Linked DNA regions of Mus musculus: regions 2 and 3 are each linked to region 1. The links are chromatin loops, found by intact Hi-C in ENCODE. Cell type or tissue: gastrocnemius. All regions are shown on one strand.

The links. Peaks named below come from ENCODE experiments on the same cell type or tissue, not always from the same donor. Only the 100,000 strongest peaks of a DNase experiment are listed, where the experiment ranks them.
Region 2: a loop joins it to region 1, with 9 times the contacts of the local background. A loop is called at or near these places in 13 of 42 quality-filtered maps.
Region 3: it touches region 1 in a loop (4-fold over the local background); 10 of 42 quality-filtered maps call a loop at or near these places.

Annotation. Positions count from the first base shown.
Region 1 is chr5:72,887,331-72,895,330 of GRCm38, forward strand. No RefSeq gene overlaps it. Among named protein-coding and RNA genes, the nearest start is that of Tec, 23 kb to the left of the region's middle. In gastrocnemius, CTCF peaks have their summits at 4,344 (motif pointing right) and 6,882 (motif pointing left); a DNase peak (open chromatin) is centred at 4,345; H3K27ac peaks cover 491 bases.
Region 2 is chr5:72,956,715-72,964,714 of GRCm38, forward strand. It overlaps Slain2 (SLAIN motif family, member 2), which reads left to right. Exons shown (of 8, transcript NM_001113423.2): 5 at 579-938; 6 at 1,435-1,572. Among named protein-coding and RNA genes, the nearest start is that of Slc10a4, 46 kb to the right of the region's middle. In gastrocnemius, a CTCF peak has its summit at 3,593 (motif pointing left); no DNase peak of the experiment used is centred here.
Region 3 is chr5:73,067,198-73,075,197 of GRCm38, forward strand. It overlaps Fryl (FRY like transcription coactivator), which reads right to left. Exons shown (of 63, transcript NM_028194.2): 39 at 7,432-7,582; 40 at 6,645-6,748; 41 at 5,539-5,724; 42 at 3,908-4,112; 43 at 2,686-2,807; 44 at 1,527-1,717; 45 at 77-171. Among named protein-coding and RNA genes, the nearest start is that of Slc10a4, 64 kb to the left of the region's middle. In gastrocnemius, a CTCF peak has its summit at 4,371 (motif pointing left); DNase peaks (open chromatin) are centred at 4,337 and 6,547.

The DNA of each region.
Region 1 (8,000 bases):
CTGTGCTATTATTATTATTATTATTATTATTATTATTATTATTATTATTATTAATTTATTTCTTGGTGGGAAGCAGTAATGACCACGTCAGCATTGTTCAAGCATCTGTCAAGGTGGAGTTGGGTGTGAGCTACTTCACGTTGCATACAAAAAGTGGCCACAATCCTCCCAGGAAAGCAATTTCTGAACATCTAGCCAGGCTTGAGGCACCAGGTGTCATAAATTCCCAGCTGGCATTCCCACTACTTGCAGATTGCTGGGAGAAATACCTTGGCAATCTCTACCAACAATGCCAGTCACCACTTACTGTCTTTTTATAGGTGATCCCTATTTCCATCCAAAACATAGTTTAATTATCCGCCCCCCCTCAGCCCTCCTCGCCTTCTCTTTCTCCTTCTCTCTCTGCCCCGCCCCTTATCTCTTTGAGGGTGAAAATGCTGGTAGAAAACAAGACCTCACACATGCTATGTAAACACCACACCCTCCATTCCTACGAACAAATGTGAGTAGCAGCAATAATTAAGCATGAAAACAAAACAAAACAAACCACTCTGCCTTGTTCAGCCGCTGCTCTCTCCAAAGGAATCAAGATGAGTGCTGAAACCTTGATTTGGGGTGAAGTTCTTCCATCTGGCCAGGGAAAACCTTTGCCTAAAATCGTATTTTCTTATCGACAGTCTTGAGTTGTCCACTTACGTGGCATGCAGTTTTTAGGTACCCACCTTTACGCTCGTGGGCGGGCCGTGCTTCCAGCCACCCGCCCAGGGTCTCTTTGGATCCAGGGATGAAAGACACACAGACATTAGAGTAGACACACAGACATTAGAGTGTTCTTAACATGACTTAATGGCTCAATGGCTGAGCACTTCTAAGCCTCCCGCAACTGGCGTGCCCTTCCCTCCAGTACTCTGTCTGAACACCTTCCAAATCTACCTTGACTTTGCTGCCCGATTACCTTCTGTGATGCCCCCTTCCTCTTTGCTGCCCAAGGCGCTACCAGGCAGCCCTCCTATGAGCTGCTTTCCCTTTCTGCCTATATTTTAAATGATCTTCTCTACAGCTCTGAGTCTGTTCTGGCTCTCTTTCCCAAGTATAATGATCTCTCTCTCTCTCTCCCTGCATCTTAGCCTGCGCAACTCTAAGGGTCCCGCCCCACCTCCTTTTTCCCAGCACTGGCCAGTGGCACTTTTATTGGTCAATTAAAAACTAATTGGGGACATGGAGGCCATAACTTTCATTACGTTGCATTCAAATATTTTGTTTATCGAATGCGCATTAAAGTCACCAAATAATATGTGAGAGAAAGTGCTCATAATGCCCAGCAGGGGAAAATGGTAAAATCCATAATAAATAGAAGTCAGACAGATGAAAGAGAAAATAACATCTATAAAAATGGGCCAAGAACATAAACAGGTGTGTTTCGAAGAAAACCTAACCGTAAAACATAGAAACACAAGTTCTGCCTGCTGGTAATTACAAGTGCAAATTACAAAGTGAAGCAATAAAGATTCAAAGCTTGACTTTCCTCCGACTGGAAAGGCTTTCAGTACTGGCCTAGGAGAGGATGCGATTTTCTGTTGAGTGTCAGGTACAGCCATTAGGAAGAAAGCCAGCCACACCTTGTAAAGCTAAGGGTGTCCTTGTGCCAATGAAACTTTCCCACATAGATATAAGGAAGGACAGCCGGGGAGTGTTTACTACATCAGAACAATGAAGAAGGAACAATACAAAAGCACTCTAGACAACAGAGACAGCTCAGGGGCTTGCTGCCAATTCTGATGGAAGACCTAAATTCAATCCCTAGGACCCATAAGGAGAAAATCAGTCCCTGAAGCTTGTCCCCTGCCTTTCACAAGTGTGCTTTGGCACATACCCACACACCTAACACCCATACTTACAAGTTAATTCTGTCCCTAGGATAACTTTCTGATGTAAGGGTAAACTCCAGTTAAAATCAAAGAACGCTTGTTTCCAGGATTGTCTTGGTTGGGTGCCCACCCTCCCATCCCTCAGTGCCCAATGACAGTATGATTTGAAAGGACTTCCCAAGATTCCTCTACTCTTACACAGGTCAGTAAGGTGTTGTTGCTGTTGTTGTTGTTGTTGTTGTTGTTGCTGTTGTTGAACTTGCACACAGGCTTTGTCTTGGACAACGTGCTTTTGGGGGCTGTGGATTTAAACTATCTGTTCAAATCCTGCAACACAAAGCACAGAGCGCCTGGGGTCCAGGTTAGGATGCAAACACATACGATAAATCTGATGAACGTCTTTACATCATTATAGACATGAGTGGCTCAGTCGATTGTTACACTAGTGAGAGGGGACTTAGCTGTGCTACAGTGCTTGTATGGCACCTGTGAGGCCCTGGGTTCCATGCCCAGCACCCTGGTAAACTGCAATACTTCTATAATTTTAATGTTTTCTTTAATAACCTAATTTTTAAAATTATCAAATATCCCAAATCTACAGAAAATATCCTAAGCATTGGCCTATCATCTCAAAATTCCTCTGTGTGTGTGTGCGTGTCTCTGTCTCTGTCTGTCTGTGTCTGTCTGTCTGTCTCTGTCTGTCTCTGTCTGTCTCTGTCTCTCTCTCTGTCTCTGTCTTTCTCTCTCTCTCTGTCTCTCTGTCTCTCTCTGTCTCTCGCTCTGTCTCTGTCTCTTTCTGTCTCTGTCTCTCTGTCTCTCTGTCTCTCTCTCTCTCTCTCTCTCTCTCTCTCTCTCTCTCTCTCTCTCTGTGTGTGTGTGTGTGTTCCACTCTGTAGCCCCAGCTGGATTGGAACTCACAGAGCTCTGTCTGCCTCCCAACTCCCAAGTGCTAGGATTAAAAGCATGCACCACCACACCTCGCTTTACCATGTCAATTTTTAATTCTTTTTTATTATTTCATGTATATGAATGTTTTGCCTGCGTGCCACATGTGTGCCATGCTTACAGAGGGCAGGTGAAAGCACTGGATTAGAACTGGAGTAAACCGGGGTGGCACACGCCTTTAATCCCAGCACTTGAGAGGCAGAGGCAGGCAGATTTCTGAGTTCGAGGCCAGCCTGGTCCTACAAAGTGAGTTCCAGGACAGCCAGGGCTACACAGAGAAACCCTGTCTCGAAAAACCAAAAAACAAACAAACAAACAAACAAAAACAAAAGAAGAAGAAGAAGAAGAAGAAGAAGAAGAAGAAGAAGAAGAAGAAGAAGAAGAAGAAGAAGAAGAAGAAGAAGAAGAAGAAGAAGAACTGGAGTAACATAGCTGTGAGCCACCACGTGGGTGCTGGGAATTGAACCGGGGTTCTCTAGAAGAACAGCAAGTGATCCTAACCACTGGACTACCCCTTTAGTCTCACCATCTCTATTTAAATAGTGCCTATCTTTCTGGAATAAGCACTCTGACACAGAGGGGAGAGGAAGAGATGTCATGGGTAGACTGAAGTCAGGATCGTTCCTGAAAGCCCTCAGGATCGGGTCCTATTTGTAGTTTCATTTTCTACTCTAAAACAGTGGTTCTCAACCTGTAGGTTGTGACCCCTTTAGGGACAACTGTTTCACAGAGGTCACTATCAGATATTTACATTACAATTCATGGCACTCGTAAAATCACAGTGATGAATTAGCGACGATAATGATTGTATGGCTGGGGGTCAGCACAGCATGAAGAACTGTATTAAAGGGTCTCAGCATTGTGAAGCTTGAGAAACACTGGTCTAAACCCACAGTGTGGAGTGAACAGTGTAGATCTTACAGAAGCCTATGTGGCAGTCAGCAGTCAGCAGGTTGTTAAAGGATATGGCCCATTGTTTCGGCTCCCGGGCTTTCTGTTCCAGGTAGCAAGGGTACCTAGAACAGAAGCAAGTCACGCTTGGTAACTAGGCAGTACAGCAGTGCTTTCTATAACTCACTAAATAAATCAATGTCCAATACGTGGTCTTTTCTACGTTATTTACATATTTTTTGCCATCTTTGCTTCAGAAGGTTTTCCTCTAAATAAATAAAATATTGAGAGGGATAGAGAGATGGTGGTTAAGAACACTTGTTGCAGCTGAGCCCGGCTGGTGCCTTAACCCCAGCACTCGGAAGACAGAGGCAGGAGGCTCACTGAGTTCAAATGCTGGGATTAAAGACAGATGCTGTGCACCACCCAGCCTTGCAAAGTATTCTTGCATTAAAAAACAAATCAAACAAACGAAAACTAAATCCTCTCAGGAAAAAAAAAAACTTTTCAGTAATCATTAAGACACTTGGTAAATTTGACTTTATCAAGCTAGCTGAAGATAGATCACCCTGGGGATTTTGACGCCCTGGCTGGTAGGAGCCCAAATGGGCCCCCGCAGTTTGAATTCCATAGTAAAGTCTCCTTCTTGCCACTAGGTGGCGCTTCCTGGCTTTCGGCGAGGTTACTGCATTGTCTCTCTGTTACCTCGAGGTATTGACTTTTTACTTTGAAGGGTGTGGACACTAGCTGCCGGAATGTCACCGGGATTGTGATCCGGATCCTGGTGGTAACTGAGATTGCACCTCACGTCTCGCGTCTTGCATCTCACACCTCAAATACTTACTGTCTCTCCTAGCCAATTTACTCACTCATACTGTGTCAGTGGTGTTTTTCTAAGAGTTATATTTTTTGCTGAAAGGACCCAGATATAGCTGTCTCTTGTGAGACTGTGCTGGGGCCTAGCAAACACAGAAGTGGATGCTCACAGTCAGCTATTGGATGGATCACAGGGCCCCCAATGGAGGAGCTAGAGAAAGTATCCAAGGAGCTAAAGAGATCTGCAACCCTATAGGTGCAACAACATTATGAACTAACCAGTACCCCGGAGCTCTTGACTCTAGCTGCATATGTATCAAAAGATGGCCTAGTCAGCCATCACTGGAAAGAGAGGCCCATTGGTTGTGCAAACTTTATATGCCCCAGTACAGGGGAACGCCAGGGCCAAGAAGTGGGAGTGGGTGGGTGGGGGAGCATGTGGGGGACTTTTGGGATAGCATTGGAAATGTAAATGAAATAAATACCTAATTTTTTAAAAGGATATGGTACTTTCTAAAAAAAAATAATGGGAGGGGGGGAGAAAATTATACAACACGAGCCTAAAGGTATTATATCCTCTTCATCTAGGACTCGGATTCACTGCTTAATGGTGCTTTAACATTCTGTCTGTCTTTCTATCTGCCCATCCATCAATCATCTATATTCCCTCCATCCCTCACTCAATTTTCTTTTCTCAGAACAAAATCAGGAGGCACGCAGCATCAACTTGTCTCTTTAATGAGCAACTATTTTGTTTCTCTGTTGCTAAGTGAATAATGTTTCCGGCTCCTAGTTAAAACAAACAAACAAACAAACAAACAAACCCAAACCCAGTATGTTGATGGGATAACAGGTTGGGACCATACAAGCATCCTTTCTCTAGTGAAACTTTGACCAACTGTTTCCTCAACTGTTAGCAGCTGCTGCCTCCTGACTCTGTTGTTTCTTTTACCTTCCCTACTTGGCAGGCTATTATAATATGGACACTCACTTACACATTCATTCACTTCTGCATGCCAATATATGGCATATTTCATTTTACTCTTTGGCTTAGAATCCACAACTAATATTTATTTTTGGTGCTAATGTTGTCCCAAATTTGGCAAGTGGGATCCTCTTTAACATGTCCTGTAGACCTGAGACCTTCCCTATTCTCAGTTGCAAAATGATCTTTATCTTATCTTGGGTCTCCCTCGGCAACCTGGAATTGGAAACTTCTCCAGTGAGCTCCAGGTCCTTTCAGTCAATTACTTTAGACACCAAACTGGTGTGAGGCGTGCTCACTGTTACCAAGATGCCACTCTTACCAGGCATTCTTGCCAAACAGACCCCCACGCCCATCCATACTGTACCTATACATAGCCAACATCTGTAACTCATACCTATACATAGCCAACATCTGTAACTCATACCTATACATAGCCAACATCTGTAACTCATAAACCATGATATCACGGCAAGTCTGTAAAGACAACCTTGGCTTCTCTCTTCATCTGTACGCCCTTCTGCAACACTGAGTAGCTTGCCTTCCACCATCTTTTTTATGTTTATTTCTACATAGATTTGTTTTCCCCAACCAGTATCTAGGTCAAATGACACACACACCCTTTTTTTTTTCCCATGAGCCACCTTCTTGGCAGAAGCCACCAAGCCACAGATTAAGTTTACTGTCTCAGTCCCAGACCTGCTTAACCTGCCAGCCCCAATTCTGTATGTCCCCGATCCCAGGTGATCTCTTGACATTTGGCTTCCTCCCCTTTCCTTCCTGAACACATAGAACATTTCTTAACTCTTTCTATGGCACCATGTGAAGGGAATTTGAAAAGAAGTCTTGCTGATCACTGATGCAGTTGGCAGGTTTTAATACAGTATCCGCCCCTCCCCCCATCCCTTTCATGTGGTCTGACTGATGATAACCAATTCTTAAGAATCTGATTATCCATAGCCATCCTCAGACCGTGCTTGGTGTCTTTTTGTTAATTACAAAAAGACAGTTCCTGGAGGGCCCAGAAACTGGATTTAAAGTCTGAAGCCTTCGTTCTGGCATCACAGGGTTAATGCTGTACTTTGTCAAGGGAACTGGCCCAGAAGTCCAAACGAACTGTGTAGGTTAGCCGATCTTGCACTATCAAGATCACCTTATCACCTTAAAGTTGATCTAAGAAGTGGAGATAGATACAGTGGGAGAGACCCTTCCCTCACATCCTGAAAAAAATTTTTTATGAATTTGTTAAAAATTGGAGAAATGACTCAGCTGTCAAGTGCACTTGCACTCTTCAGAGGACCTGCAAAATCGTTGTCACTCCAGTTCCCCGAAATCTGGCGCCCTCTTCTGGCCTCCTCTGGCACTGCACGCACGTGGTATACAGACATCCATGGGGGCAAAATACCCATACATAAAATCTTCACTAAAATAAGCAGAAATCACCCCAATCATAGCTCTTTGGTATAATTTCTTCCTACTTATTCTATGCTTTTGTTTGTTTGTTTGCTTGCTTGCTTTTGAGAGAAAGATGCTTGCTATGTAACCTAGGCCGACCCCACATTCTTGATCCTCTTGGCTTAGCTAATCCCAGTGTGCTTACAAACATATCCCATCATAGCCAGGCTTCAGCACTAGTTTCTTCTGTACTTTCATAAAATTTGTCTTTATGATAGTATATACCTTTAATGTTTTGCTTCTTCTTAGCAATAATAGAAGCGTTCTTTCGTTCAATTATTTTAGAACATTAGAGAAAGCATAGGTGTGTCCCAATTTAATAAGGTATGGAATATTTTTTACATGGAGGTTTTTTCCTGTTGTTTAATACTGTGGGTTTTGCTGAAGCAAGCACATATTTTATACATATACATATTGTGATTGTTTGTATATTCTTGGGCCAGCAAGTGGCACTATTAGGAGGTATGGCCTTGTTGGAGTAGGTGTGTCACTGTGGGTGTGGGCTTTAATACCCTAGTCCTAGCTGCCTGGAAGTGAGTCTTCTCTTAGAGGCCTGCAGATGAAGATGTAGAACTCTCAGCTCCTCCTGCACCATGCCTGCCTGGATGTTGCCATGCTCCTGCCTTGGTGATACTGGACTAAATTTATGAACCTGTAAGCCAGCCCCAATTAAATGTTGTCTTTATAAGAGTTACCTTGGAGCTGGGCATGGTGGTGCACGCCTTTAATCCCAGCACTCGGGAGGCAGAGGCAGGCAGATTTCAGAGTTCGAGGCCAGCCTGGTCTACAAAGTGAGTTCCAGGACAGCCAGTCTCGAAAAAACAAACAAACAAACAAACAAAGAGTTACCTTGGCCATGGTGTCTGTTCACAGCAATAAAACCCTGAGACACATATTTTTCCACATCAAGAAATACTTGGATCTCAGATAGGGTGCCATTACGTCTGTGAGGACTGCAGAACTCTTGGAGCAAAGTGCTCTGGGAAGAGCTTGCTATCATTCACACTTGCCTCAGTCTTTCTTGTATTAACATCGCTGCA
Region 2 (8,000 bases), 69 kb after region 1:
TGTGTTTGCTCTGTCACTGAACTCCTTTTCCAGGGATTTATGGTTTTAAAAGATACCCCGGAGCTCGCCCCTTCGATGGCAGTTTCTGTGCCTGAAGGCTTGAATCTGGCTGTACGATCCCTTTAGAGGATACCAGTAGCAAGCAGGATTTGCTGACAACATACCTAGATTCCTTCCCTCGTTATAGCTGTAACGGTTTGTATGCTAACTGCTGCACTCTGTTCAGTGTCTACATGGCTCTCCCTCAGTGCTCCTTCAGTCCGAGTTTGGGATTTTGTGTTTAAAGTAGAACTCCGTTTTGTTTTGTTTTGTTTTGTTTTGAATTTATGGCTGTACTTTGTTACTTAGACCCCCAGAGTAAGAAGTCTTAACAGTTAAGCAAACAATTTTCATTCAATGAAAAATAACTTTGGGATGTAATTTATGCAACTTTATATAGAAGAATTTTAGAAGTAGAAAGGAATTTTTCTTTATACCCTAAATTGAATTTCTCAATAATAATCATTTACTTCATTTTTAAATATTTAAATGTTTGAATATATAGTCAAAGAAATAAGTAATGCATTTGTTGTTGCTAGGTCTCCGGCAAGAATATGCAGCCAGCACCTCTCGCCGCAGCTCTGGTTCATCTTGCAATTCTACGAGGCGGGGCACTTTTAGTGATCAGGAGCTGGACGCCCAGAGCTTGGATGATGAAGATGACAGTCTGCAGCATGCAGTACACCCTGCCCTTAATAGGTTTTCTCCATCCCCACGGAATTCACCACGACCATCTCCTAAGCAGTCGCCTCGAAATTCACCTCGTTCACGGTCTCCTGCCCGGGGAATAGAATACAGTAGAGCGTCCCCACAGCCTATGATTAGCCGCTTGCAGCAGCCTCGCCTTTCCCTCCAAGGCCATCCCACAGATTTACAGACGAGCAATGTTAAAAATGAAGGTAAAACAGCAGAGCTTGGGAAAGAGGTGTCCATATTTTATTGTAAAAAGAATACATTTTCCCCGGATGGTTTTATTTCAAACAGGTAGTTATGGTCACTGTTTCATTAATGTAAACATGAGAAGAAAGTAAATTTAACTTTATGAAACTAGTTATCTCTCAGCTACTGATGTGATTCTCAAGCCCAAATGCGGGGCTAAGTGGACATGGGAATTTTTAAGAGTTTGCGTTATTTTATTCATGGAATGGCCTTTATTTGTTTAGGTTTGATTATGTAACTTACAGTTTCTTTAAGGGTGCTTTATTTCATCCATTTATAACCTCTGGGTTTGCTTTTTTTATATAATTTTCTGTTACTTCTACAGTATACAAAAAGAAATGTTTAAATATAGTATTTTACTTTGAATTATACTTAATATTTAAGTTACCTATCCAAAAGAATGGTTTGATTTTTTTTAAAAATTATTATTATTTATTTAAAATCTCATTGTTATAGAAAAACTTAGACGCAGTCTTCCAAACCTATCCCGAACATCGAGCACACAGGTTGACTCTGTGAAAAGCAGTAGAAGTGACTCCAATTTTCAAGTGCCAAATGGAGGAATACCTCGAATGCAGCCTCAGGCTTCAGCCAGTAAGTACCTTCCTTACACTCTAAAGTGTCATGCAGAAACAGAAAGGGGAAATTATAGAAACTGATTTTGTGGTGATTTAAGCCGTTGCTACAATAGGGCAAGGTAGCTCAGGTGGTCAAGGCACTTGTTGGCAAGCCTGGCCACTTTAGCTAGAAACCTTGAACTCATATGGTAGAAGAAGAAAGTTATATCTAACCTCTATACCTATACCGTGGTATATGTACCACTCCCTCCAGCCCTCCTCCACCCAGTAACTAAATATATATATTTTAAATAAAAAGTAAAGTAAAATTAAAAAGATAATATTGTAAGAAAATTCTAAAATTGCCTCAAAATATTTAATTCTAACCAGTTTGTATAACTGCATGCCACTCTGATTTCTTCCTCCTCTTGCTAAAGGTCATCTTTGTTTTGTTTTCTAGGTTTTTTTTTTGAGATAGGTCTCTCTATGTAGGCCTAGCTTTCCTGGAACTCAAAATGTAGACCAGGGTAGCCTTGAAGTCACAGAGATTCTCCTGCCTTTGTCCCCCTCTTGATGGGAGTAAAGGTCTGTGCCACCACTCCTAGTTAAGATCATCCTTTTTAATACTTAATGCTATGTCATTTAAGGCTATTAAGGAGTGTATGTTGTGCTACCATAGAAATGCTTGTATTTATTTAATATAATTCTTGTCACAAAATAAAAAGTAAAGCATTAACTACACATAAAGACTGAATAAAAGTTTTTGAAGTCTGTTTTTAAAGGGTAGGCTTTGCTTTTACTTAGAGAAGTATGCAGTCACTGTCCAAATAGTATCTTCAGTAAATAGTTTTCCTTAAAACCTCTCCCCTTTTAGACGTTCTAGAGGTAGAGGTACAGCTCAGTGCTAGTATTTAAAGAGTGTGCCTGAGGCCCTCGATTTTTATTCCCAATGCCACAGAAGTAAAACAAAATGAAAGTTTATTTTTACATATTTTAAGCCATGTAATAGCAAAAGTAATTGGTTGTTCAATAGTACAATCTATTAAATCTATAGCAGAACTGAGCTTGTGTGTTTTCTTTGCCAAACAAAAGTGTATTATAAGGATTTGTATAATTTCACTTAATATCCGCATCATGAAGTTTTTAGTTTTTATTTGATTAATCTCTATGTCTGCTGAGAATGTATTTGTATACAGTATAATATTTAATCATAGTTGTCAATTAATCCATGTTTTTAATTTGACTTGTAATACAGATTAAAATTCGAAGTAATAAATTATCAAAACCATTTTTTAAAGAATTAATGACCATTTTTAAAAAATTGTTTGGGGAATTAATTACTGAGTTAAATCTGAACTAAAGATAGAATATATGAAGTTCAGTCCTGACATAGTAGTACATGCCTTTATCCCTATCATTCAAGAGGCAGACTAGGAAGATCTCTGTGAGTTCAAATCCAGCCTGGTCTGTATAGTGAGAGCTGACTAAATTTTTATTTTTGATGACTGGATGAATATCAACCCAAGAATATGACAGGCCTTCACAAACGAAATTTTTTCAGTATTTATAATAAATGTTTGCCTTTATTTTTGACAAGAAGCATTGTGACAGGGCATTTCTACTCTAGCATGACATAGATTCCTTGAAAGATTGTTCAGTATTTTGCATTAAAAATGATGACATTTAGGGGAATAAATAGCACTGGAACATAAACTTAAATCCCAAGCAGCTTTTTCACGGAGCATTACCTAAAGTAGTAATGAGCCGACAGAAGTAATACTATGTCACAGAAAACTATGTAAGTCCTTAACAGAATGAATGTTCCAGCAGATAACACACACTCAAGAGTAGGAAGGATAATCTAATGAAACGAAAGGGGTCAATAAGGGTTACAGAGACACATGCAGCATAACAGAAGACCAAAGTCGGGCTGGAGAGATGGCTCAGCAGTTAAGAGCACTGACTGCTCTTCCAGAGGTCAATTCCCAGCAACTATATAGTGGCTCACAACGATCTGTAATGGGATCTAGTGACCTCTTCTGGTGTCACTACAGCAACACCAGAAGACAGCTACAATTTATATACATAAACTAAATAATTCTTTAAAAAAAAGACTAAAGCAATGCACAGGGTTAACTTTAAGTCAGATTGACAGAATAGAGCCTAAGTCATAGTGCGAGAATGGCTGCACATTAGCAACACCCACGTGCCGCTTAGCAACTAAGGTAGACATGAGTATATAACCAAACAAATCAAGTGGTCTGGAGAGATGGCTTTCAATTAACATTGAAACATTAATCTGGGTACATTCCCAGCATTCACATGACTATTCACAACCGTCTGTAACTCCATTCCCAGGGTATCCAGTGCCCATTTCTGGCTTCCATGAGCACCAGGTATACATGCGGTGCCTAGATGCAGGCAAAACAGCCATACATTTTTTTAAAAATGTGTTTTTTTAAATGAACTATTGGAATTACTTTTATGTAATATATATATATATATATGTATATATATATATATATATATATATATATATACACACCTGTGATTATACATCTTAATAAGTATCAGGTTAGTGTTCGAACTATGTTGAGACAGCTCCAGAATGTGAAGTCTTTAGAGATTTGTCATATCCATGGTTTATTACCAAGATATAAACATCATACAGAAATTTTTTTTTTCTTCTGAGTTTGAGACTATAATTTAAAGCTCTATAGAAAATTGTTACTCAAGATTTTTATATACCTTATTCTACTGGGCATATACTAAAATATTTTGGCTTTTTTTTAAACATAAACTTAAATTTTATTTTCTACTTACTAAAGAGTTGATAGTGTTTTTTTAAAAGGTGTTATTTGATATTAGAAACAAATTATCATCAAAGTTTTAAAAATGATTTTAAAGATAGAATTTGAACTCTGTTATCCCTGACATAGAGAACGGTAAATTTGATGTTTTTAAACCCACAAGTTAATTTGACACATGAAAATATGTTGTTTTTAGGGGCTTCTCCCTCAGTTACTTTACTGATACAATAACAACCTACAGTGTTAGTGTCCCTGCAGCCCAGTTGTAAGGAGTTGTAATCCTCACGGACGTTACACCATGCTTTTATAGCTTCTCCACACAGAGGTGGAACAACATTTGCACTTGGCCTTCTAGGATGGTGTTTGTATTTAGTTTGAATTATTAAGATCTGGATTTTTCAAAACTCTACATGATAAATCTGCAAACAACCTCCTGTGTAATAAAACTAGTTCTGCCTCGGTCTCCTTCCTTCATCCCATTACTTGGACGATTTTAGCATCCGGAAGCTTTATGGTGATAAAAGAACAAACAGATTGATGACTTAGGACTAGAATAATACATAACAAATGTCAACAGAAAATGTATATTAAACTCTTTGATAATTATCTGCTTTCTCTAGCAGTAAAATTGTCATTATACAGTTATATTATTATTGGCAGTTATGAAAAATGAGTAGGGAAAACATAATAGTTTTCCAGTTACTAATTTACTATGTGGAAAATAAATGTGCAGTTTCACAAAGTTGCATTTCTACATTTGATAAAAATTGTATTGGGATAGCATTGAAAATGTAAACGAGGAAAATACCTAATTAAAAAAAAATTGTATAGGCAGAAGAGTTGGACTATCATCCTTTGTAAAATTGGATATATACTCGTTCTTTCTTACATTCGCAGCTACAGTAACACTTACTTATAATTTAAAATGTCCACATGAGCACTGTACAAATGTATTTGGAAAATAGAGAAAAACCAGAGTATTAACAAGCTTAAAACTTAATTTTTTTGTGTGTGTGGGTTTTTTTTTTTGAGACAGGGTTTCTCAGTCACTCAGTCACTCAGGCCTCGAACTCATAAAATCGCCTGCCTCTACCTCCCAAGTGCTGGAATTAAAGGCGTATGTCACCACTGCCCGGCTTAAAACTTAATTTTAAGTATACTATGTAAAAATTTAGATTTTTTATTATACATTAATACATCAGAGTTATCTGTTTTCTTGAAGTTTTACATATTTTGATAGATAAAATATATATGTAATTGTGCTTTATGTATATAATTATATAGTACAAAGGTTTTGTAGTTTTTTACTTTGATATATGCTGTCAAAGTAGATGTAAAAGTGTATATAAAGATATAATAGCAATTTTAATATATTTTATATAGTGAATTGGTATGTTGCTTTAAATTTTTGGTTTCTAGTCTAATGTTCATTTTGTCTTAAGTAATTCTTTCTTCAGCTGTGAATGGTAAAGCTTTGGTCTCATCTGCTGGTCTGCATGAAGCTAACTTTGCCAGGCTGCTGGTTTCTACCCACTGGGCCACTTCTTTGCCTTGTTCTATGCCAGTCACTTTGTATATGCTTATTTGCTATGGCTGCATTATTGTGGATGCTGGCATTCAAATATGAGGATTATGACAGTGCTGATATATTTTCAACTTTTATATTTGTAAAATATGAGTAACTTAAAAAGTTTAAGAAAACCAGAGCATTTAAGAAACCAGAACAATTTTTTTTTCTCGTTAAAGGGAGAGGAGTTGATCAGAGGTAGAATTTTATAAAAGACAATGACTTGCTTTCTAACCTTATTAGAGAAGATTTAAGTTTAGTTTCAGAAAAATATAGGAATCACTGACTGATAAGTGAGAAAAGGAATAGGTGAAAATCTCAAGACTTTCTAGTGCTTTTTTATATCCAAAGTTTCATTACTGTTTTATAATGCCTGGAGTAGTTTTACATATATTATAGTATTGGAGCTTCACAAATACACATTTATTTTTGTAGAGAGCAGATATCCATGTAATCAAGTACATTATGCAGGCTCATATATCTAGTGTGTGACACAACTAAAACCAAACCGCTCCCTCTCATGCATAGGCCTCTTGGAAGACACTCCTGGGTGGCTCTATTAGGGCATGATCTGAGACTGAACCATAGACAATTTGCCCAACCCAGGAATAGTTTTACCCAGCATACAGACGGACTGTGACCCAGAGAGGAGGCATGAGGAACAACACCGTGCTCTGCTCTGCTCCACTCCCCAACAGAAGGATCCACGGCAGTGGACACCTGTGTAGCCAGTCTTCTGAGGTTCACAAGGAAGGGATTTCCTCTACTACCAAAGCACTGATGGTTATTCTCCAGTTTTGCATTATTTTAAAACATTAATTAAACCATATTATATGCAATAATTATATCATTGGCTGATCTAAGACTAGTAAAATATTTCAGGACGCTCAGTTTAATAAGTGATATTGGATCATTTACCTTAATCAAAAGGACTTACTTGGGACCTTTACCACTCAGCATTGACTACACCTTAGGGTGAAGGCCCATATTCTCATTGTTCTAAGTGTCTCAATTTAATTTTTAGACATATGCAAGTTTAAGAACCACTTATTTTGGCTACAGTTTTATAAAACCTTGACTGAAAAAAGTATAATTTATTTAACAAAATAAATAGTATACATTTAAATCTACATTTTTGTACACTTGGCAGTCACTTGTGTATATACCATAGTCCTAGCACACTGGGGATTTATATGTGAGAATGACTATACCACAGCCAAGGATTATATGTGAGATAGCCTCTACCATAGCCAGAGATGCTATGGAAGCAGAGGAGAGACAGCACACTCAGTATGGAGGCCTTGTGTCTTGAGTTCAACGACACTGGGACCCTCGTGATGAAAAGAGAGAAATGACTCCTGCAAGTTGACCTTGGACATATACACCATGGCATGCCTTATGTGCTTGTGCACATACTAAATCAGAATAATACTGAAAAAATAATGGCTTATAGTTTGCCAGCATATATGGTCATTTGCTTTTCTCTTATCATTATATCTGAGAGTACTTCTGTTCTTTAAATACTGGGCATTGCCAGTCTCAGTGTTGTTTACTGTTGCTTCTTCATCTATTTGGAATGCCTTCTCCAGAGCCCCACATGGCTCCTTCCCGCTCTTCATTTGATCTGTGAGCAGATGTCATCTTCAGGGAATGTTTATGGATTACCCTGTGTATAATGCAACTCCAGTCTCCTCTGCCTCCTTTCCTACTTACTTCCTTGCCTAGCAGCCATCACTATCTGGAAGCCTATGCATTTTGATTATATTTTCATTCTCTCCTTTCCTAAGTATTTCATTAGAATAAGAAAAATTCCTAGTGGACTTCTGAGTCTATTTTACCGATAGTACCTGGGAAGAATGGATGGATGGATGGGTGGGTGGATGGATGGATGGAAATACGAATAACAGAGAACATTTGTACAAATAGATAGCCAAGTAGCATTTAATGATAGTATCCTATAATTTTGTGGTTATAGGTATAAAGTAACAGATTTTTTTCCCCTAAGTCTGGAGAAATTTTTGCTTGTTTGCCTGACCATGTTTGAACATGAGCATCAAACACTATGTTGATATAGTAAGGTTTGGAATG
Region 3 (8,000 bases), 180 kb after region 1:
CAGTCACGTTTAGATGCTGGGGGTGGGGCTGGGAGGTGAGCCCAGCATTCAGGGTTGCCTGGTTGTAAGTTCTTACTGAGAGAGGGCAGACAGCAGGTCATAGTGCTTCATGGTTTCAGCCAAGGTATCAATTGCAGATTCCAAGGTGAGAAGCAGTTCAATCACAAATCCCTAGGGGCAAAGGACAGCCTGTCATTAATTACGTTCTGGGTTTTTTGTTGTTGTTGTAGTTGTCATTTTTTTTTTAAATGGCAATGGACTTCCAGGGGAGATTTAAAAATAGACTCAACCTCACATTTGTGTTACACAATAATTAACCTTCTAAGCAACATGACTTTGCTGATTGGTGAGCGCTCCTCAGGCTAATGGCGTGGGCTGATTTTAATGGCATCGTAATTGCCACAAATTGCTCAGGCCACAAGTCTTTGGCACTATCGTTGTTACTATCTCTATATGCATACTGAATCCTGTCATCAAGTCTTGAAATTATCCTTTTAAAATATACCCTAACCCTAACTTCTCTCCCCACACCTCCTGTAGTCAGTCTCTTTGAGTGGAACGTACAACTTCAGCCTGGACTCTTTCAACAGCCTCCTGTTAGACCTCTCCAACTCTACCTGGCCCCTCAACTCCTGCAAAGGAGGCCACCTAGACAGCTCCGAGAGGCCACCCCTCCTCCAAAATAATAAAGCCAATCATATCACATATACTTTCTTTTCTCTTCTCAAAACCTTGGAGAGGCTTCCACTAAGTGAGATGTCGAGTCTATACGGGCTTCTGCCTTCTGAACTGGTTATGTCTGGCCCCTGCCTCTCAGTGTTTGCTAGTTTTTCAAAGACTTATTGTTCGTGCCACAGGGCCTTTGTGCTTCTGACTCCTGGTTTTCTCTCTGAGATGTTCTCAACCTAGATATTCACAGGACCTGGCTCCCTTCAGCCTCTCCTTAGAGATCATCACTTAGGTAATTGTGTGTGGGTTGGATCTCCCTTCTCCATGGCTCTTAAAATCAATACCTTGGTACTTCATGGCATTTACTATTAAGTAAGACTGTGTGGGCTGTTGCTGGTAGATTAAACCCTTCTTTCTACAATTTCCAGAAAGCCAAGACCTTGTCTGGTTTGTCACTGAAGATCCAATGTCAAAAATCAAACAACCCACTGGGCCAGCTGAACAAACAAAAGAGTTCTCCAGTGTCATACCTTACTTATCTTTAAAAATGAAACTCTGTCTCTCTTCCCATTGAAATGTAACATTCTAACACTCCTACCTCTGTGACAATGGAGTGAGATCTAGGTAGGGTGCAGATGTATGTGTTGAAAAAGCTTTTTCTAATAGGCGTAAATTAGGATCTAAATAGGTTCTTAAAGAGTCCGCAGGAGGCTTCACTCTGCTTCCTACTGCTAGGCCTGCTGCTGACTGACATCAGTAATTAACTAGCTGTTGTGTGGATCTGGCTGCAGAGGGTGAATCCTTCACTCCTAGGAGCAGCTGATAACTGCCCAAAAGGAGGGAGTAAAGCACCTTACCTGTGCATCCTCTCCGGGGTCCCCTACAGTCTCCACCAGCCGGGAGAGGACATCGGAGAGTGTGTCTGCAGACAGGGGCTGCTTCAGTGCCCTGAAAATCTGGAAGGATCGCCCAGCATAGTGTCGGGAAGAACACGAAAGGGCCGTCTGCAGGGCCACCTCGCTGAGATGACGCTCCAAGTGTATTCCTTCTGAGAAGACACGGGAGACCATGGGTGCCTGTGTACAACTCGGAGACTTGTAGCCAGACGCTAATCATGTTACCACCAGTGCCCTGCAGAGCACAGTTTAATTATGTACAGTGATTGCACTGTGTTTGCACTGGGGAGAGATCTTTGTTCTGATCTCCAGGGAAGGGATCCTGGGGACCAGGATGTCTTAGGTCTCACCCTCGGACATGCTGACAGTTGGGAACAGGTAGTTTACTGTAAAGAGGGATGTCCTTCCTAGGTAGTGAATAGTATTTAGTAACACCCTAGTTACTTTGCCAACTATACAATGAGGACAAAAATGACTCTAGGCACTGCCAAAGGTAAGGAGGAGCAGAACCTATTCCTAGCAGGCAAGTGCCATGTCTGCATAGAATGCTGCTTTTCCCAAGACTGTCAGAATGTGGTAAATTTTAAATTGCAGAAAACTTGACTTACATACAAAGGATTTTAAAATGTATAATTGCTGTATATTTCCCTTTGAGGCAGCGATTCTCAATCTGTGAGTTATGACCACTTTGGGGGTCACATATTAGATATCTTGCATACCAGGTATTTATGAGTCACAATAGTAGCAAAGCAACAGTTATGAAGTAGCAATAGAAATAATTTTATGGTTGAGGTCACTAAACATGAGGAACTGAATTAAAGGGTTGCAGTATCAGAAAGTCTGAAAACCACTGCTTTAATGTCATTTTTCATAACTCTAAATTGTATTATACAATTTTACAGTCAGCCATGTGACTATGCCATGGGTAGAAATCTTATTTTTAACTACTAGTTTTTCTTTACCAATACATCTGTTACCATTCACATACTAAACAAGAAAATCTTTCTTAAAATGTGTACATAGGAGAATATTAGTTTCCAATCTTCTAGCTGGGCCTCACAGCCATACAGACATTGTATGGAGATCAAATGTGGCGTGGTGTATTCATCAAAGACGGTACCTGCATTTGACTGCTTGAAGACGGAAACCACGTGCTTCAGGAACGTGGCGAGCTGATCAGCACTCTTGATGCTAGGGTTCTTGGAAGAAACGTCCTCATGGTTCCAAAGGGGCCCTCGTTTTCTGAAAACAGGGGACAGCGACATTCATTTGTCTAGAGTTGGCATAAGCTCTTGCCCTTAGCTGCCCCTACTTCGCCTTGACACGTGGGAGATGGCTGAACTCATCAGATCACGGGCTACAACCTACTCCTATTATTTAAGCACATGGACAAGGATGGGCCCACAGCAAATGTTGGGAGACAGGACTGGAGCTCAGAGATGGCCAAAGAAGGTGACAGACTAGCCCGATGAGAGGACTGCTTATAGAAAAGGGAAATTTAAAATTTAGGATTCCTGTGTAGTTTCCTTCAGTGTCATTTTTCCTAGTCCCTAATTACATTTCATAATTTCGTGACTTGATCTCCCACAAAAACTAACCTCCCAATTTCTGGGTAGATATCAGAGGGACATACGCACAGGCAAAACCCATATAAAATGGTTATTTATTGTTTTATGTGTGTTGCACAGGCATGTGTATATATGCAAGACATGCCATCCCTGTGGCCCTTTGAGGTTGGAAGAGGAAGTCAGATCCCCAGGGACTGGAGTTAGCAGAGGGCTGTGAGCAAACCCTGTATCCTCGGCCACTGCGGAGCCAACTCTCCAGCCAACACTTTTATTTTTTTTTAAATATAATTTATAACCATGGGCCTGGTTTTCAAGGCTCTGCAGTGTGAATTTTTGCAGGTTCTCTAGCACTGTGTAGAAATCACTTTTCTGGGCATTACCCATCAGGACTTTGAGAAAACGGTGAGTTTGGCAGTGGTAAAGAAGTTTTGGCTCTCACCATAGGGCATCTATTTATCTATTATGGAATGCAGCAGGCCCTAAAAAAGTATTTGCTGGTTGACTGACTAGACTATTATGACTCCATATAACAGTGTTATCTCTGGCATCTAGTCATATACATACCATATGTATTTTTTTTCAAAAGTCATATATATATATATATACAATATGTATAAGTACAATAAAAACTTGTGTGTTTCAAAGTACAGGGTTTCAGAAAAATCTAAACCTGGCTTGTGCCATTTGACAGAAGCGAAGCTAGCTCGGCCCCAGGGATGCTGGGGATGCCATGGGATGTTGGGGATGCTGGGATGGAGAGAGCCGCCCGGTTACCTTGAGGTAATGAACTCCATGAGGGTTTTGACTTTTCCATCCTGCTCCACTGAGAGGTCCACCTCGCCGAGGAGGGTGGTGTGGAGGTGTGAAATGGCAGCGCTGTTGTTTCCTAAGCTGATACTAGAGGAGGTAGAACTGGAGCTAAGCCCTGAGTCGGTCATAGGGGACGGCTGGTAATCGGGTGTAAAATCGTTAATGCCTGCTGAGAGAGAAAGCCAACCGTGAACACACGCACAACAGGACTATGGGAGTGTGCATAAAACCGGCACTGTGCGTTGCTACTCATAGACAGCATGGGATACAGGAGGGCGTGGGCGGAGGAGCGGCCATGATTCATTCAACGGCGCGGCAGCTACAGCAGGGCTTTAAGGGTAGATGCTGCTGTTTGCAGCTAGTTATTAAAGTTCAGCTGCACTCACTGAGCGGTCCTCTGCTGCCACCTGCCGGAGACCACGGACAGCGGCAAAGTCCTAGCAATTGGGGTGTTTTCACCTTTATTAAAGCGAGCTACATTTCTGTAATGTGAACTAATTTTCAACTTCATAGGAAAAAAAGCTATAGTCTTGGCTCCATTTTACTTTCAAGACTGTGTTTTAGTTTTTATTTAATATTTATATCAAGCCAATTGCTAAACACTGTTAAAGTTTTTTTTTTTTGGTTTTTTGAGACAGGGTTTCTCTGTATTGCCCTGGCTGTCCTGGAACTCACTTTGTAGACCAGGCTGGCCTCGAACTCAGAAATCCGTCTGCCTCTGCCTCCCGAGTGCTGGGATTAAAGGTGTGCGCCACCATGCCCGGCAACACTGTTAAAGTTTAAAGCCTCACAAAATGGCAAAAGGACATTTAGAAAGCATTACGCTCTGGGATGTTGAGTGAAATTGCTTTCATATAAAACCAGGAGGGCTTGTTCTATTTTTGCTTTTAAAATTTTTTTAAGTTACATTTTTTTAGTTTAATTTTGTGTCTGCTGCGGGAGTGGTGGAAGTGCACATGTAGGTAGGTAGATGTGTGAGAGTGTGTGTGTGTGAATGTGAGTATGGTGTGTGAGTGTGTAGGCCAAGGACAATTTGCTGCCATTGGTTTTTTTTTGTTGTTTGTTTGTTTTTTCCTTTTTCTTTACCCCAAGGACCTGGTCCTTAGTCTGCCTTTTAGCCAGTTTAAAAATGTTATCAGTGCTGTGTCTGCCATGTGAGTAGATAAAAAGGCAAAGGTACTTTGATTCCTAAAAAATAAGCCATTATTTTGTAAACTGTTGTAGTAGTCAGAGTGGAATAATAATAATAACAATATAATAATAATTGGTGTGAGTGGACTCTGAGGATCAAGAAAACAGACTTTAACACAGACACAGAACACTATGAAATAATTGTCATCATACAAGTCTCAAATTAAGCACTTTTTGCTTCTTCTTCAACTTATATATTCCCACCCTAAAGTCTGTTTGCTAGGCAGCCTTAGAAGCAGGAGACGTGACGACACGTTGCAACGCATTCTTTGGTTGGTTATGAATGATTCAGACGCTACTTGAAATGATACAACTGCATCTGAAATGTTTACGCAGTTCAACCTCTCCTTGGCTGACTTCTCACTCCCGCAGGGCTCCAACCCGAAGGCGTTCCAAGTCGGTACCTGTGAACGTGTAATCTGAGTGTGCCGTCTGCTTGACTGTCAACACCCTGGGCTCATTGAATTCCTTGTCCCTGAGGAGGACAGAGGCGACAGTCCGGATGTCACTGTTGGGTCCCATCACTATCAGTAAGTGCAGCAGCAGGCGCTTGCAGTGCTCGTACACCTCAGGGTGGCAGTGATCAAACCCTGGAGAGGACAGGACAGAAGCAGCGTCGGCTAGGAGGGCCGTGTGCTTGTCGCAAAACCCATATGACGAAGTGGGCCCACTGGCTGCACACAGCTTCCTGACGTGCAATGGTGCCGCGTGAGTGTGTGACCCCCACGCCCTCTGGAAACTCCAAATCAAATCTGCATGACTGAGATCAGAATGGGGATACTACCTCAGGAATGGTCACAGAACTCTTTCGGGATCAATGAGACACACACACACAAGGGAAACAGTCTGTGTATGTCGAGTACACACCCAGAGAGTGTGCAAGCTGTGATGTGTTCAGCCCAGGCATGGAGATACCATGGATAGGAGAGCTCACAGTATGTAAGAGATGTCATGCCATATTATGTATTACACAGCTTAGTTCTAAATGGGCCGTAAGTTCCCACACACAGCTATAATGGCCACCTGCCCACAGTATACCTAGGGAGAATTGGGCTAACTATTTTTTTTTTTGTTTTTCTTTGTTTTTTATTTTTTGTTTTGTTTTTTTGTCTTTTTGAAACAGGGTCTCACCTCATAACCTGGCTAGCCTGGAACTCACAGAGATCTGCCTGGCTCTCAAGTCAACTTTTACATTTGTTTCATGCCCAATACTTCAAAACCTCTTAGAACAGGGGTCCTCAACCTTCCTAATGCTGCCCCCTTTAATACAGTTCCTCCTGCTGTGGGGACCCCAACCAAAATGTTATTTCATTGCTACTTCTGTAATTTTTCTATGGGTCACAATGTAAATATCTGATATGCAGGATATCTAACATGCAATCCCTACGAAAGGGACATCTGGCCCCACGCCAACCCCCAAAGAGGTTGCAACCTACAGGTTGAGAACCACTGATCTAACCACCTTAAAATGGTCCTGGAGGTACAAAGTGGAGGAATTAGAACTTGTTACCTATAAAAATTGCATGAAGCAGCAGGTGGAGGTAACTTCCCCATTCCACCTTCACGCTGTGGTCAATGATCAGATCTGTCAGCAGGATCACGGCTATGTTACACCTGGGACAGGAAGGACACGGGGTTAGCAGCTTACCAGAGCGGGAATGACCTAGAGGAAACTGTACAAATGCCTCCAAGACTCGAGTATTCTACAGAAACAGAGTTTTCTAGAGGGTAAAAAGAGGGGGAAAATGCAGCCGAAGAGAATAGTTACAGCAATAGCCTTAGCATAAAGCACAGGGCTCGGAGCTCCTTGGAGTCAAGGGCTGCATTTCCTTATTTTGAATCCTCAGACCTACCACACCACAAACAACACTGACCAGTAAGTGTTCAGTATGTGTTTGATGCATTGATACATTCTGAAAGAATGTAGCAATTGTTTTCCGGTGGTTTCACTCACTAGAATTCAGGTTAATCGAATTCTAAAGCAAAACAACAGCAAAACCAGTGCAGATCACAAAGAAGTTACTTTTTTTTTCTTCTTTCTCAGAAGTGGTAACTGGGTCATAGAAAGGTCAAGTAACTATGCCAGACACCCAGAGGAGCAGCAGGAGGATAGGACTCAGTAATGCCCAAAATACAGTTTTGGATCTTTTAACGTCTCTAACGGACAGGTCTAATTTTGGTGCGGTGTCTCAGCGAGAACGACTACACTGTGCGGTGTCAGACAGTGTCTAGGAAGCTGAGGCGGGGATCAGCCACCACGTGGCTAGTTAGAAAATAGGGATGGTGCTCTAGTCCACCTGTGTAGAGGCAATCCAGGAGATGCTGTTTCAGGCACGTAATCCACCAGTGGCGACCAGCAGCCTCCAGCTGGCGGGAAGGGCAGTGGCTCTCCTTGGTTGTGCTCCATCACTTTCAGGCGCCAATTAGAATAAAGTGGCATTGAGTCACCTATCAAGATAAAACCATCTCATTTTCTGCAACGTCTAACGTCTGCCGTCAGCAAGCTCTTGTAAGACACCCCCACTATCCACCGCATCGGGAAGGGTTCCAGACAATTTCCCACCATCTTGATACACATTTTCTAGGGAGACCAAGGCAGAAAGGTTATTAACACGGGGGAAGAAGAGATTGAGAGACTGATTTATTGACTGAGGCTCCATCCTCCAGCAAAACTACAATGATGCATCCTATGTCTCCCCAGTTGAAGGCCAGACCAGGAGACCATCTCATAAATAACACTGCCTTGAGACAAGGATCTCCCGGCAAGCGATTTGGTTCTAAATTTCCGGAGATGGGGCTGACACAAACCCATCTCTGGAAGAAATCTGCTCTACCACACTGGCCTGTGGGGGTGCAGAACAAATGG